Linked DNA regions of Homo sapiens: regions 1 and 3 are each linked to region 2. A link is a contact called in ENCODE Hi-C or POLR2A ChIA-PET data. All regions are on one chromosome and are shown on one strand. The core of a region is the stretch at or near the end of the contact, and the rest is flanking DNA. Distances in the headings are between cores, read along the strand shown. Region 1 holds the start of NXPH4 (neurexophilin 4). Region 2 holds the start of PRIM1 (DNA primase subunit 1). Region 3 holds the start of IL23A (interleukin 23 subunit alpha).

The links. A loop is a pair of places that touch in the nucleus more often than their neighbours do. ChIA-PET counts read pairs that join two places held with the same protein, here RNA polymerase II (POLR2A). Pooled maps may share reads with other maps.
Region 1: a loop to region 2 is called in a pooled map, with 2.9 times the contacts of the local background. The contact joins the promoter of NXPH4 here to the promoter of PRIM1 in region 2. A Hi-C loop is called at or near these places in 1 of 37 single-sample maps with no recorded cell type and 8 of 50 pooled maps. POLR2A ChIA-PET finds 5 or more read pairs at or near these places in 2 of 52 experiments (WTC11 and activated T-cell).
Region 3: a loop to region 2 is called in a pooled map, with 6 times the contacts of the local background. The contact joins the promoter of IL23A here to the promoter of PRIM1 in region 2. A Hi-C loop is called at or near these places in 6 of 50 pooled maps. POLR2A ChIA-PET finds 5 or more read pairs at or near these places in 3 of 52 experiments (WTC11, activated T-cell and activated naive CD4-positive, alpha-beta T cell).

Annotation. Positions count from the first base shown.
Region 1 is chr12:57,214,813-57,219,115 of GRCh38, forward strand. It overlaps NXPH4 (neurexophilin 4), which reads left to right and starts at 1,982. Exons shown (of 2, transcript NM_007224.4): 1 at 1,982-2,214. The coding sequence starts at 2,158. RefSeq lists enhancers at 1-382, 1,380-1,879, 2,027-2,635, 2,636-3,242 and a silencer at 1,545-2,004.
Region 2 is chr12:56,750,736-56,754,856 of GRCh38, forward strand. PRIM1 (DNA primase subunit 1) reads right to left here and starts at 1,588. Exons shown (of 13, transcript NM_000946.3): 1 at 1,461-1,588; 2 at 303-460. The coding sequence starts at 1,563. RefSeq lists a silencer at 1,230-1,524.
Region 3 is chr12:56,336,765-56,340,668 of GRCh38, forward strand. It overlaps IL23A (interleukin 23 subunit alpha), which reads left to right and starts at 2,120. Exons shown (of 4, transcript NM_016584.3): 1 at 2,120-2,442; 2 at 2,662-2,760; 3 at 2,927-3,073; 4 at 3,179-3,646. The coding sequence starts at 2,281. The coding sequence ends at 3,340. RefSeq lists enhancers at 8-855, 1,433-2,632, 2,111-2,410, 2,898-3,067 and a silencer at 2,121-2,415.

The sequences.
Region 1 (4,303 bases), core at 732-3,231, 460 kb after region 2:
TCCCCCACTCCGCCTGTCAGGACCTGCTAGGAGAAGGTCCACCAGGAGGCAGTTTCTCAAACTACCCACCCGGGAGGCAGGTGGGAAGCCCTCACCTTGGCCTGAGAGATGGGAAGAACCAGGGACAGAGGCTGAGAACCAGGGACAGAAGCTGATACCGAATGAGAGGCAGAAACCCAGAGGCGGAGAGACAGGGGGACAGAGGCAAAGACCCAGAGACAGGGCGAGTAGTGTGCATGTGTGTGTTTGCACTTGTGTTTGTGCGAGCGCGCACACATGTGTGTGTGTAACTGGAGAGAGAACAGGTGGCCTGAGACTGTAGCTAAAGGAGGAGAGATGCAGTGGGTTCGGCCCCCAGAAGACCAGGACCCTGGTAATGGGCTTCTGTCCTGGACAGCCTACGCCTAGGTGTGCCCACTGTTCCCACCTACTACTGAAGCAGCCCCCGTGCCTGGAACGTGGGCTCAGGGTTCTGGCTCAAGGCCTTTTGGCCTTGAGCCTGAACATTTCTGCCCCTTCCTGCCTCTCTCCTCTCCACCCCCACCCCGGCACCCAGGTTCCTGCCTCCTGGCTTCTGCCTGTCTCCCTGGGTGTCTCTGAATCTGCCTCGTCCTCTCAGCACCGGTCCTTTTCCTGACTCGTGTGTGTGGCTGTCACGTCCCATATCTATCTGTCCATTTCTTTGTATGTGCCCCCACTTGTCTTCTGGGCTGCCAGTGACAGCATACACCTGTGTATGTCTCAGTGTGTGTGTCCACCTCTGTGGGTGTTTGCTCTCTGCCAAGACAAAGAGAGGGTGAGCGCACTGAGCAACTGTCTGGGTGTGCTCGTCTGGGTGCAGGTGTGCTCACCTCTGTTGCTGTGCTCCTCTGTGTGTTGGGGTGCCGCTAGGTGTGCGCCTGTCTCTGTATTTCGCTCTGTGTGCCCTGTCCCCGTGAAGGCATCTGCGTGCATCCCTGGGGTGGGCTCTCAAGGGATGTGTCTGTCTCTCAGTCTCTTTGCTTGTCCCTATCTCTGTCTAGGTGTTGGTCATACCACAACCTCAGCCACAGCCTCAGTGCATAGCAACAGCTGACAGCTGAAACCACCCGGGCAGGAGAGAGAGAGGCAGTGGGGAGGAGGGAACCGAGGAAGAAACAGAGAAGAGGATGGGGGCAGAGAGCTGGGGCTGGGGACAGAGACAAGGACAGAGATAGGGAATGGGGACAAGGATCTAGAAGAGCTGGTGGTGAAAGATGGGACGGCGGGAGGGGAGGAACAGAGACTGCACCAAGAGGCCAGGCAGGCGGCGCTGAGAGGGATTTCCTGCCCAGCCCCCATGCAGAGGCGCACTGGGCCTCGTGGGGGTCAGTGGTGGGGGCCAGGGGCAAAGGTGAACAGCCGGTCTAGCCGAGGGGTCCTGAGACCGCAGAGGTGCGGTGAGGCGGGGACGGGGCGGAGGGCGCCGTTTGTCAGCCCTATTGACAGACGTGATGGGGTTTCCGTCCGTGATCAATGATTCTCATCTCCGGGCCGAATGAGCCGCGGGGCGCCCATCCATCCCCGTCAGCATCGCGCGGCGGCAGCCGCCCGAGGCCCCGCCCGTCCCCACCTCGGCCCCTGCCCTGCGCCTGCCCCGACACACCTTGGCCCTGAACAGGGCAGAGGCCCGGGGCTTGGAGAGCGTCGTCCGGCTGGGCTCCGCGGCGCCCCCACTCCAGGTGCACGGGCCCGGAGCCCAGAGCCCCACGCCCTGCCCCGTTCCTCCTGGGCGCACAGACGCGGCCTCTCGGGGGACCAGTGCCTGAGCCCCTCGACCCCCTCCGCTTCGCACCTGGGCCAGGGGCGTGTCCGGGGCGTGCCGGTGTGAAAGTCACCTTCGGTGCCCCCAGCTGGGCGGGAGGGGGCGCGCGGGGCGCGGCCGGGATTGGAGCGCCGCGGAGCCCCGCCCCCCGCCCGCGGAGTCAGACCCAACTTTCTCCCCCGCCCGCGCCCCGCCCCCAGCGCCGGCTCCGCGCCTCGCGCCCAGTCCGCGGGCCGCGCCGCCGCTCCCGCCGCTCCCGCCGCTCCCGCCGCTCCCGCAGCCGCCCCGCCGCCCGCCCGGAGCCCCGCGTCCCTAGGCCTGGCTCCCGCCTGCCCGAGACCCGCCCAGCCTGCCCCGCTCAGCCGCCAGAGAAGATGCGGCTGCTCCCGGAATGGTTCCTCTTGCTCTTTGGCCCGTGGCTCCTTAGGAAGGTAAGAGTGGCAGGGCTGGGGCGCTAGCGCGGGCGCGGGGTTCCGGGACGCGAAGGTCCCAGTGTGCGAGGGGCTCCGTGCGCCCGCCCCGCCCCCAGCTCCGAGCGTCCCAACTTTGCGCGGCGCGGGGGAAGCGGACAGACAGACTGCCCGATTCAGGACGGGCACTCTCCTAGCGCAAGTTGGCTGAGGCTTGGAGAGGGTGCCGGGCGGAGGTCCCCCTTGCAGCCGACTTCAGGCGCGGCGGGGGAGGGGACGAAGCCCGACCCGCGAGTGCGCCAGACAGAGCGGGAGTGCGAGACAGACAGACAAGCCAGCAGGGTGTCAGCCTTGCCGTCTTTCCGCGCCAGTCTCGCTCGCCTGCCTCACTGTCTGTCTGTCCTTCCACCCCTCCACCCCCGCCTTCCCATTTCTCTTCTCTGCACTTGTCACCATGCCAGGTGGGCTCTGTGTCGGGAGCATCCATGGCCCGAGCACACACGCACACACGGACTCAGGCAGACACGGCTGAACTTGGCTACAGCCAGCCTCCCATCACATTTCCCACGGAGACACCATCTCCCCTGCACGACCTCACAGACACACCCCCCTCTCGTGCCCCACTGAAGGGGGAGGCTGTCTGGAAGGGGAGTCTCTCCTCCCATGCCCTCCCTGCCTCCAACCCCACTCCAAGGCCTCTTTCCCTGAGGCTCTCGGGCGAAGAGCCAGAGGCTAAGGGAGCTCAGACTTGATCTGCCTCCTTCCTGACTTGGAGGCTTCAACCTGCGAACATGCTGTGCTCATATGTGCTGGGTGGAGGGCGTGGGTCACCGTGTGCACCTGTGTGCATGTGTCCAGGGAAGCCAGGCTTGGTCCAGTACTGGGGCCGAGGGTACATGTGTATACTGGTGTGGTGTGTGGTGTTGGCTTTGCATGAGTGAGTGTCAGTGCCTGCCTCACAGTGCAGCCATCTGCCTATGCCCCTGGTGTGTGCCCGCAATGGGGGCCCAGGCCCCAGTCCCCCATTTTCCTTCTACCAGCCTCCCCTGCCTATGGCTTCCCTGTTTTCTGACCCCCAACTGTGACCTACCTAGTTTGGGGGCAGGCAGGTCATTCCCCAAACCCTCATTCTCTGTACCCTCAGCCCCTGTAGAGTCTAGAAGGGGTGTATTTCTTCCCCCAACACTTGGACCTCTGCCTGCTCAGCCAAATCACATTTGGCAAACCCCAGCAGGGCAGGGGCTGCCCCAGTGAAGCTAGCATTAGAGCTCCCTGGCCCTCCCAGCCCCACCTGGTGACCTTGAGGGGCTGCACGGTAGGCAGAGGAGCCCCTCCATGAAAACTGCTTCCACTAGCAGGAGCTTCTTAGGGACTTGCTGCCCAACTCTGTCCTTAGTGAACTGGAGGAGTGGGGGGGGTCTGTGCCCTACCACCCACCCACCCATGTGTGAAGGCCTGGGGTCAAGAGGTGGTAGGTATGGCATTCTCTTGCCCCTCCTTTCCACTTCCTCCCACCTCATCTCCACTCTCCCAGGCAAATAAACTCCCCTGTGGACAGATCTGGTTTAATTTCCTTTGCCCCCTGAGGGGGAATGAAACATCTGGTGGAGACTTGAGTGAGAGTGAGCGTGAGGATATGAGCAATGGGATCTATCTGAGTGTGTGTGTGTGAGCTGCAGCTGTGGGGCCTCCGTGTTGGAGTCAACAGGGAGAGTGGATCTGCTGGTTAGCCCAGCTTATGTGCATGTGAGAATGTGTTTACATGTGTACACACTGCGGGTGTGTGAATATGTATAACTGCACGGGGAGGTGTGGGTATATGAGTGTTTGTGTGTCCAAATACCTGTGTGTGCTTCTGTGCACTTGTGAGTGTGGCGTATGCACATGTATACCCCGGGGTTTCTGGTGCATCTGTGTGCTGGGGCCCATGTGTTGTCTGTATGAGTCTCTGGGGTTTGTGAGTGTGTTTCTGTGTGCTTGTGATTGTGAGTGCATTTGAGTGTGCTATGAGATTGTGAGCCTCAGGATGTGTTTATGTATCTGAGTGTGGCTTATGTGTGTGGGTGCTCAAGGGTGTCTTGGTGCCAGCACTGGGAGTGGGCAAAAGGTG
Region 2 (4,121 bases), core at 338-2,837:
CGTACCACCACGCCCGGCTAATTATTTCCCTTTCCTAAATCATGTCGACTTCCTCTTCCTAGTAGCTAGATACTCAATTTTTTTTGTCCTAGTAAAAATGCAACCAATTCACTCCCAAATGATTTCATCAGTAATGCAGAACGTCAAAGAACAAAAAAGGATTAATCACTTGCCAAACAATTAAAAAGTGGCTTTTCATCTAGAATAAACTCTAAAAATTTAATCTCAAAACGCAAGAGGAATCAACCCATTCTTGGTTTACAAAATAAAACAACAAAATATATTAAAAAAAGATTTCTTACTCTGTGAGAATATACTGCGCCTATATCAATCTTGTATGGATTCATTTTCTGCATCTCCTTTTCCAGATCACTCTGGTTGTTGAAGGATTGGTAGCGAATGTAAATATCATCTTTCAATGTGAATGAAAATTCACGGTGTTGAAAGTAATTCTTTATCACTGCAAAATAAATGTACATTTTAAAGTTAATTTGCTACTTTATTTGGCTCAGGGCATTATAATTTTAGCCAATGAGAAGTTTTTTTTTTCGGTGAGGGAATCTTGCTTGCTTCCTGCTCTGTCGCCCAGACTGGAGTGCAGTGGCTCGATAAAGGCTCACTGCAACCTCCGCCTCCCGGGTTCAAGGGATCCTACCACCTCAGCCTCCCGAGGCTGTAGCTGGGACTACAGGCATGCGACCCACCATGCCCAGATAATTTTTGTATTTTTTGTAGAAACGGGGTTTCACCATGTTGGCCAGGCTGGTCTCGAATTCCTGACCTCAGGTAATCCGTCCTCCTCGGCTTTCCAAAGTGCTGGGATTATAGGCGTAAGCCACGGCACTCGGCCCGAGAAGATGTTTTTAATGAGCCCCCTATGCTCAACACCGTGGTAGATGTAAAAGAAAAACAAAACAAAATCCACATGACCTAGTCCCTAATTTGAAAGCAGTTACCATTCCGTATTTGCTAGGGAACGGTACAAAAGATGAAACAGATGCATAAATATTTTAAATATGTAATGCCACCCCTCTCTCCTCGATTCGCACTAATAAATTCAGCTGCAAGGAAGAAAGTATTTCTCTTCCTCTGAGAGAGGCTCTTCCGCTCCTGATGCAAACCATGCCTCAGCAGCTTCACGCTACGCCCCAGTAACCCCCTGGGCACCGCTGCAGGTAAACGGGGCACCTAATGTGAGCCTGACCACGCAGAGGTAGGAGCGGCGGCTCTGTTTTTTTTTTTTTTTTTTTTTTTTTTACAGCGTGGCCGCAGGCTGGCTTATTATATCCTCTCTCGGCCCATTTACACCTATGAAGTGGTGGGGCGGGCTCGAGAGAGCAAATGAAGGCGCGCGGCACAAAGCCTGGTGCACAGAAGGCGCTTCATATTGTCATTCTAAGGACACCCCGCCTCCAACCTCCTCACACTCCGCTCCCGAACCCATTCCTCGCCTCCATCACCTCCACCGTAGTTGAGCCAGCGATAGTACTGAGAGTAGGGAAAGAGCCTCCGGTAATAAAGTTTAAGCAGCTCGGGCAGCTCGGTGGGGTCAAACGTCTCCATTGAGCGCGGAACTCGCCACGGTAAGGATTACCACAGGAATTGGCGGGAACAGCACGGCCGGCGGCCCCGCGACTGCGCAGGCGCTTATGGCCGAGGTCGGCTGTCTGACCCGGCGGCCCGCAGTCCGCCGGGGCCGCCGGGAATTGTAGTTCCCACTTGGTGCGCGCGGGGGCTGCGGGAGACGCAGCAGTTTGCGATCTGCCCACGCGTTCGGGCACTAGGGCCACCGCTCTTGTGGGCAGAAGGCCGCGTCCATTCCAGGAAGAGGATCTTCTCCGGAAATGTGAGACCTATAGCATATTGATTTAGGTTATTAAGATGAAGTAAAAAGGATGCTCCACGTGAACTTTTTGGATGTTTTAGAAATAACACCAGTATCTTTTTTTTTTTTTTTTTGAGACAGAGTCTCGCTCTGTTGCCCAGGCTGGAGTGCAGTGGCGCGATCTCGGCTCACTGCAAGCTCCGCCTCCCGGGTTCACGCCATTCTCCTGCCTCAGCCTCCCTAGTAGCTGGGACTACAGGCGCCAGCCACCACGCCCGGCTAATTTTTTTTTATTTTTTTATTTTTTTATTTTTAGTAGAGACGGGGTTTCATCGTGTTAGCCAGGATGGTCTCGATCTCCCGACCTCGTGATCCGCCCGCCTCAGCCTCCCAAAGTGCTGGGATTACAGGTGTGAGCCACCACGCCTGGCCGACACCAGTATCTTTTAAAAACGTTTGTAGGCAGGTGCGGTGGCTCATGCTTGTAACGTCAGCACTTTGGGAGGCCAAGGCAGGAGGATCGCTTGAGGCCAGGAGTTCGAGACCGGTTGGGGCAACATTGTGAGATCTCTGTCTACACACACGCACCCACACACAACTAGCCAGATGTAGTTGCGTGCGCCTGTAGTCCCAGCTACCCTAGAGGCTGAAGGGTTGGGGGCGGGGAGTGGGGGGAGGGGGCAATCAATCTCTCGAGCTTGGGAGGTCCAGGCTGTTGTGAGCCATGATAGTGCCACTGCACTCCAGTCTGGGCAACAGAGAAAGACCGTGTCTAAAAAAAAAAAAGTTTTGGAAATTAGTTCTTCATGGAATTTCATGAATTACTAGATCCAATATGTGGAAATAAATAACCAAATGAGAAAAGCATAGGCTATTTATTCAGAGCTTACTATAGCAAGGGAGTCAGCCATCATCACTTGCATTTGACAGGACTCAAAGGCAGGCAGAGGAGTAGGAAAGCTTTATAAAAAAGGGAAGCCGTCAAGGTATTCTTTGATTGGAGGCTGTTGGCATGGAGAAGCTGTACCTGGGCTAACTAGTAGTAGGATGCGGTATGTGATTGGTTTAGGGGTGGGTGTTTGGCTTTCTTTGGTTGGACCTATGTTGGAAGCTGTTAAGGAAGCTGTAGGATACTAGTTAAGGCATTTGGGCCCATTGCTACAGGGGTTGTTGTTTGGCCTCCAGGATCATCATTAGAGATAGCAGTTTGACTTTATACAAGTCTGACTTGTAGCAAGCTTGCTTCCTGTGCTGTTTATTATAGATAAGGGGGTTGGTTTCCCCAGCAGGTTGCTGTAGATTGTGGGTCAGAGTTCTGTTTTTATATATGGTCTGGCTGCTGTTCATATATTTAGTCTCTCAAATAGAACACCCAGGTATAAGAAAATATGAATTATAGGAAGCTTGCAGAATCATGGAGAGCTTTACAAGTATGAAGGGAACCCATCTGCTATTGATGTGGAGATCTGCCAATCACTCTTACTGTGTAATGATACCTTATGGCAATTGTGGGCTAGAGTGGGCAGTCACATGAATAACATGTCACATGAAAAACATAGTTTTATTTTATTTTACTTATTTTTTTGAGACAGAGTCTCGCTGTGTCGCCCAGGTTGGAATGCAGTGGCACAATCATGGCTCACTGCAACCTTGGTCACCCAGGCTCAAGCAATTCTCATGCCTCAGCCTCCCAAATAGCTAGGATTACAGGTGTGCACTGCCACACCCAGCTAACTTTTGTATTTTTAGTAGAGACAGGGTTTCACTATGTTGGCCAGGCTGGTCTCAAACTCCTGGCCTCAAGTGATCCACCTGCTTTGGCCTCCTAAAGTGCTGGGATTACTTGTGTGAGCCACTACCTCTAGCCTTGTCTAGCACTTTTATCTTATGGAGATGGCTTCTCTCCTTAAACCTCATGAACCAACTTCTGCTGGCTTCAAACTTCTGCAGCTTTCTCACCTGTCTCAGCTTTCATATAATTAAAGAGAGTAACCTTGCTATGGGTGAGGCTTTGGCTTAAGGGAAGTTATGGCTGGTTTGATCTTCTATTCAGCACACTAAAAGTTTCTCCATATCAGCAATAAGGCTGTTTCACCTTCCTATCATTTGTGTGTTCCCTGAAGTAGCACTTGTAATTTTCTTCAGGAACTTTTCCGGGAAGGAACTTTTCCAGGCCAGGCCTGATAGCTTACACCTGTAATCCCAGCTCTTTGGGAGGCCAAGGTGGGCAGATCGCTTGAGTCAGGGAGTTCAAGACCAGTTTGGGCAACATGGCAAAACCCTGTCTCTACCAAAC
Region 3 (3,904 bases), core at 870-3,369, 410 kb before region 2:
GCGATTTGCATAACGGTTTAGGCCCAGCTGACGTCAAGGGCTCCTTATAGCTCCAGGTCAGTTGTAGCCCTGGATGTAGTTCCTGCCACGCAACAGTCCCACAATCTCCCCACCAACCCTTCTTCCTACCCAACTCCTGCAGCACCAGGAAGTGAAACAAAGAGGCAGAGCCCTGTGCCTCCAACTCACCCTTGTCCCTCTCATCCCATCCCCCAGGCTCTACTTCCTCCTCCTTTTCATCTTTCTTTCATCTCTTATCTTTTAGGGCTCCCAGAATGGGGACCAGAGATGGGAAGAACATAGGAGACGTTGTACACAAGTAAGGTGAACTCCCTATCCTGCCCCCTCCCCTTTCCTTATTCCATTGGTGTCCACCTTATTAGGGAGAGAGGCAAAACAGTTCTCACCCAAACTCAGATAATTCTCTGATGCTGGAAATGTTTAATCTAAAGGGTAGATTTCCATTTTTTTTTTTTTTTTTTTGAGACAGAGTCTTGCTCTGTCACCCAGGCTGGAGTGCAGTGGCGCCATCTCGGCTCACTGCAACCTCTGCCTCCTGGCTTCAAGCGATTCTCTTGCCTCAGCCTCCCGAGTAGCTGGGACTATAGGCGCCCACCACCGTGCTGGCTCATTTTTGTATTTTTAGTAGAGACAGGATTTCACCATGATGGCCAGGCTGGTCTCGAACTCCTGACCTCATGATCCGCCTGCCTCGGCCTCCCAAAGTACTGGGATTACAGGCGTGAGCCACTGTACCCGGCCCTTGGTAGATTTAACTTAGAATCGTAATATTTTTTTTTCTTCTCTTAGCTCATACCTACAGAATCATAATATTTGAACCAGAAGTGTCATTGGGCAGTTTTGAATAGCTCTAAGGGAAGGGAGACCTCCATTCAGGACAAGTTTCTCAGAAGAAAAGGGTCAACCTCTTGGGGGAGGCTTTGGGAGCCAGCTGTGTGGTCACCGATGGCCTCATTCTGACGTCTTCGAAATTGTTCTGGGACCCTCCACTGGGGTCGGGGCAGTCCCGGCTTTGGACCACCTTCCACTCCCACGCCCAACCTCACACTCTTAGCTGTTTCACTCGATGTTGCATCATGGAGGGTGATGAAATCGGTGTCAGTGGATTTTACCCATGGATGCAACAAGCTGAAGGACCAGCCAGAGTCATTGACAGTGCACCTTCGACTACCCAGAACTCCTGGGCTTCCTAGCCATGGGGTCCAAAGCTGGGACTGCCCCGACCCCAGTGGAGGGTCCCAGAACAATTTGGATGACGTCAGAATGAGGCCATGGGACTAGGTGCTGGAATGTCTAAGTTGAACTTCCAGGCCTTATTTGCACTAGTCCTGAAAAAAACATCATCCAACTCTTATAGAGCCTATGAAATCTTGGGCCACTAGGGTTGAGGAGTCAGGTGGTTCTTAGTCAATAACCCTCTTCCCACAAGAGCCTTTCTAACCTCCACTGTGAGGCCTGAAATGGGGAGCAATAAGACCTCATACTGGCTTCCCAGTTCTCCAAGTTCCTTCATGCGCATTCTCTCCCATGAAACCAGGACCATCCAGTTGAAATAATGTTGTTTCCAACTGAGAAAAAGAAGCCCGTTTATTCCTAATAGGGGGCATCAGGTAGGAATCAAACTTCATTGCAAACAGCTCACCATCCTATTGGGAGATGAATGGATGTTTCTCTGTTTTGCTTTTTCCTCAAGCAGGAGGAAGTGAGGAAATTAGGTTTGGGGTGGGGTAGGGGTATAGCTTTGAGAGGCAAAAAGATCAGGGAAAGATCAAACAGGAAGGAACTTGAGACCAGATTAATTTAAATATTTGTTCTCCCTTACCCCTCCCACCCCATCCCCGCTGTGCCCCCCATCCCCGCCCCTTCTATAGCTATTTCGATTCCTGGAGAGCATTACACATGTGTCCCATCCCAGGCCTCTAGCCACAGCAACCACACTACTCATTTCCCCTGGAACTGAGGCTGCATACCTGGGCTCCCCACAGAGGGGGATGATGCAGGGAGGGGAATCCCACCTGCTGTGAGTCACCTGCTGGTATAAAGGGCGGGCCTTACAATGCAGGGACCTTAAAAGACTCAGAGACAAAGGGAGAAAAACAACAGGAAGCAGCTTACAAACTCGGTGAACAACTGAGGGAACCAAACCAGAGACGCGCTGAACAGAGAGAATCAGGCTCAAAGCAAGTGGAAGTGGGCAGAGATTCCACCAGGACTGGTGCAAGGCGCAGAGCCAGCCAGATTTGAGAAGAAGGCAAAAAGATGCTGGGGAGCAGAGCTGTAATGCTGCTGTTGCTGCTGCCCTGGACAGCTCAGGGCAGAGCTGTGCCTGGGGGCAGCAGCCCTGCCTGGACTCAGTGCCAGCAGCTTTCACAGAAGCTCTGCACACTGGCCTGGAGTGCACATCCACTAGTGGGACACATGGTGAGTGGCAGCCCCTGGAGCCTAACAGGAGTCCAGGCTCTCCAAGGCTGTGGCAGAAGACCGTGACCTTGAGTGGAAGCTGGAGGGTTGAAGGCCATTAGGGAGTAAGAGAGGACAAGAGAGTAGGGTTCCTGGGAGAGTCATGGGCCTGAGGGTCCAGGTTGGCTTCAGAAGTACTATCTTACTTCTTCATTCTTTCCACCTCTTCCTTCATTCCAGGATCTAAGAGAAGAGGGAGATGAAGAGACTACAAATGATGTTCCCCATATCCAGTGTGGAGATGGCTGTGACCCCCAAGGACTCAGGGACAACAGTCAGGTACCACTGGGATGTGGCTGGGCAATGAAGGAGAGGGGACTGAGAACATGGCTGGGTACCATGGTAAACCAGAAGTTGTGTCTGAAAATAGTAAGAAACTGGGTGAGTCTTCAGTGAATGGAGTAGGAAGAGGGTGTCCTCTTTCATTGCTTTCTTTTCTCCCTAGTTCTGCTTGCAAAGGATCCACCAGGGTCTGATTTTTTATGAGAAGCTGCTAGGATCGGATATTTTCACAGGGGAGCCTTCTCTGCTCCCTGATAGCCCTGTGGGCCAGCTTCATGCCTCCCTACTGGGCCTCAGCCAACTCCTGCAGGTATGAAGTAGGGGCGTGGAGGATGGGGGCTTGCAGGTGTCAGAGACAGAGGGTTGGGGGTTAAGGGTTTAGAGTCTTCTCTGACTGTGTCCTATGTCCTTTCAGCCTGAGGGTCACCACTGGGAGACTCAGCAGATTCCAAGCCTCAGTCCCAGCCAGCCATGGCAGCGTCTCCTTCTCCGCTTCAAAATCCTTCGCAGCCTCCAGGCCTTTGTGGCTGTAGCCGCCCGGGTCTTTGCCCATGGAGCAGCAACCCTGAGTCCCTAAAGGCAGCAGCTCAAGGATGGCACTCAGATCTCCATGGCCCAGCAAGGCCAAGATAAATCTACCACCCCAGGCACCTGTGAGCCAACAGGTTAATTAGTCCATTAATTTTAGTGGGACCTGCATATGTTGAAAATTACCAATACTGACTGACATGTGATGCTGACCTATGATAAGGTTGAGTATTTATTAGATGGGAAGGGAAATTTGGGGATTATTTATCCTCCTGGGGACAGTTTGGGGAGGATTATTTATTGTATTTATATTGAATTATGTACTTTTTTCAATAAAGTCTTATTTTTGTGGCTATATGAGTCTAATTTCTAGGCTCAATTGGGAAAGAGAAATCGATGGAAAAATAAGGCCAAGAGACTACAATATGCATCCCTTTCTTCTATTCTGAAGGGCTATGGTGGAGAATGATATTTTCTCATGACCCCCTGGTGTATAGAATAACTGGGATCTCTTTAGTATTAATTCCTATATGGCTGAGCAAGCAGAATGGGATTACCAGATTAGGAAGTGGGATCATACCTAAGGGTCACTTGCTCCCTGATCCAGTGTCTC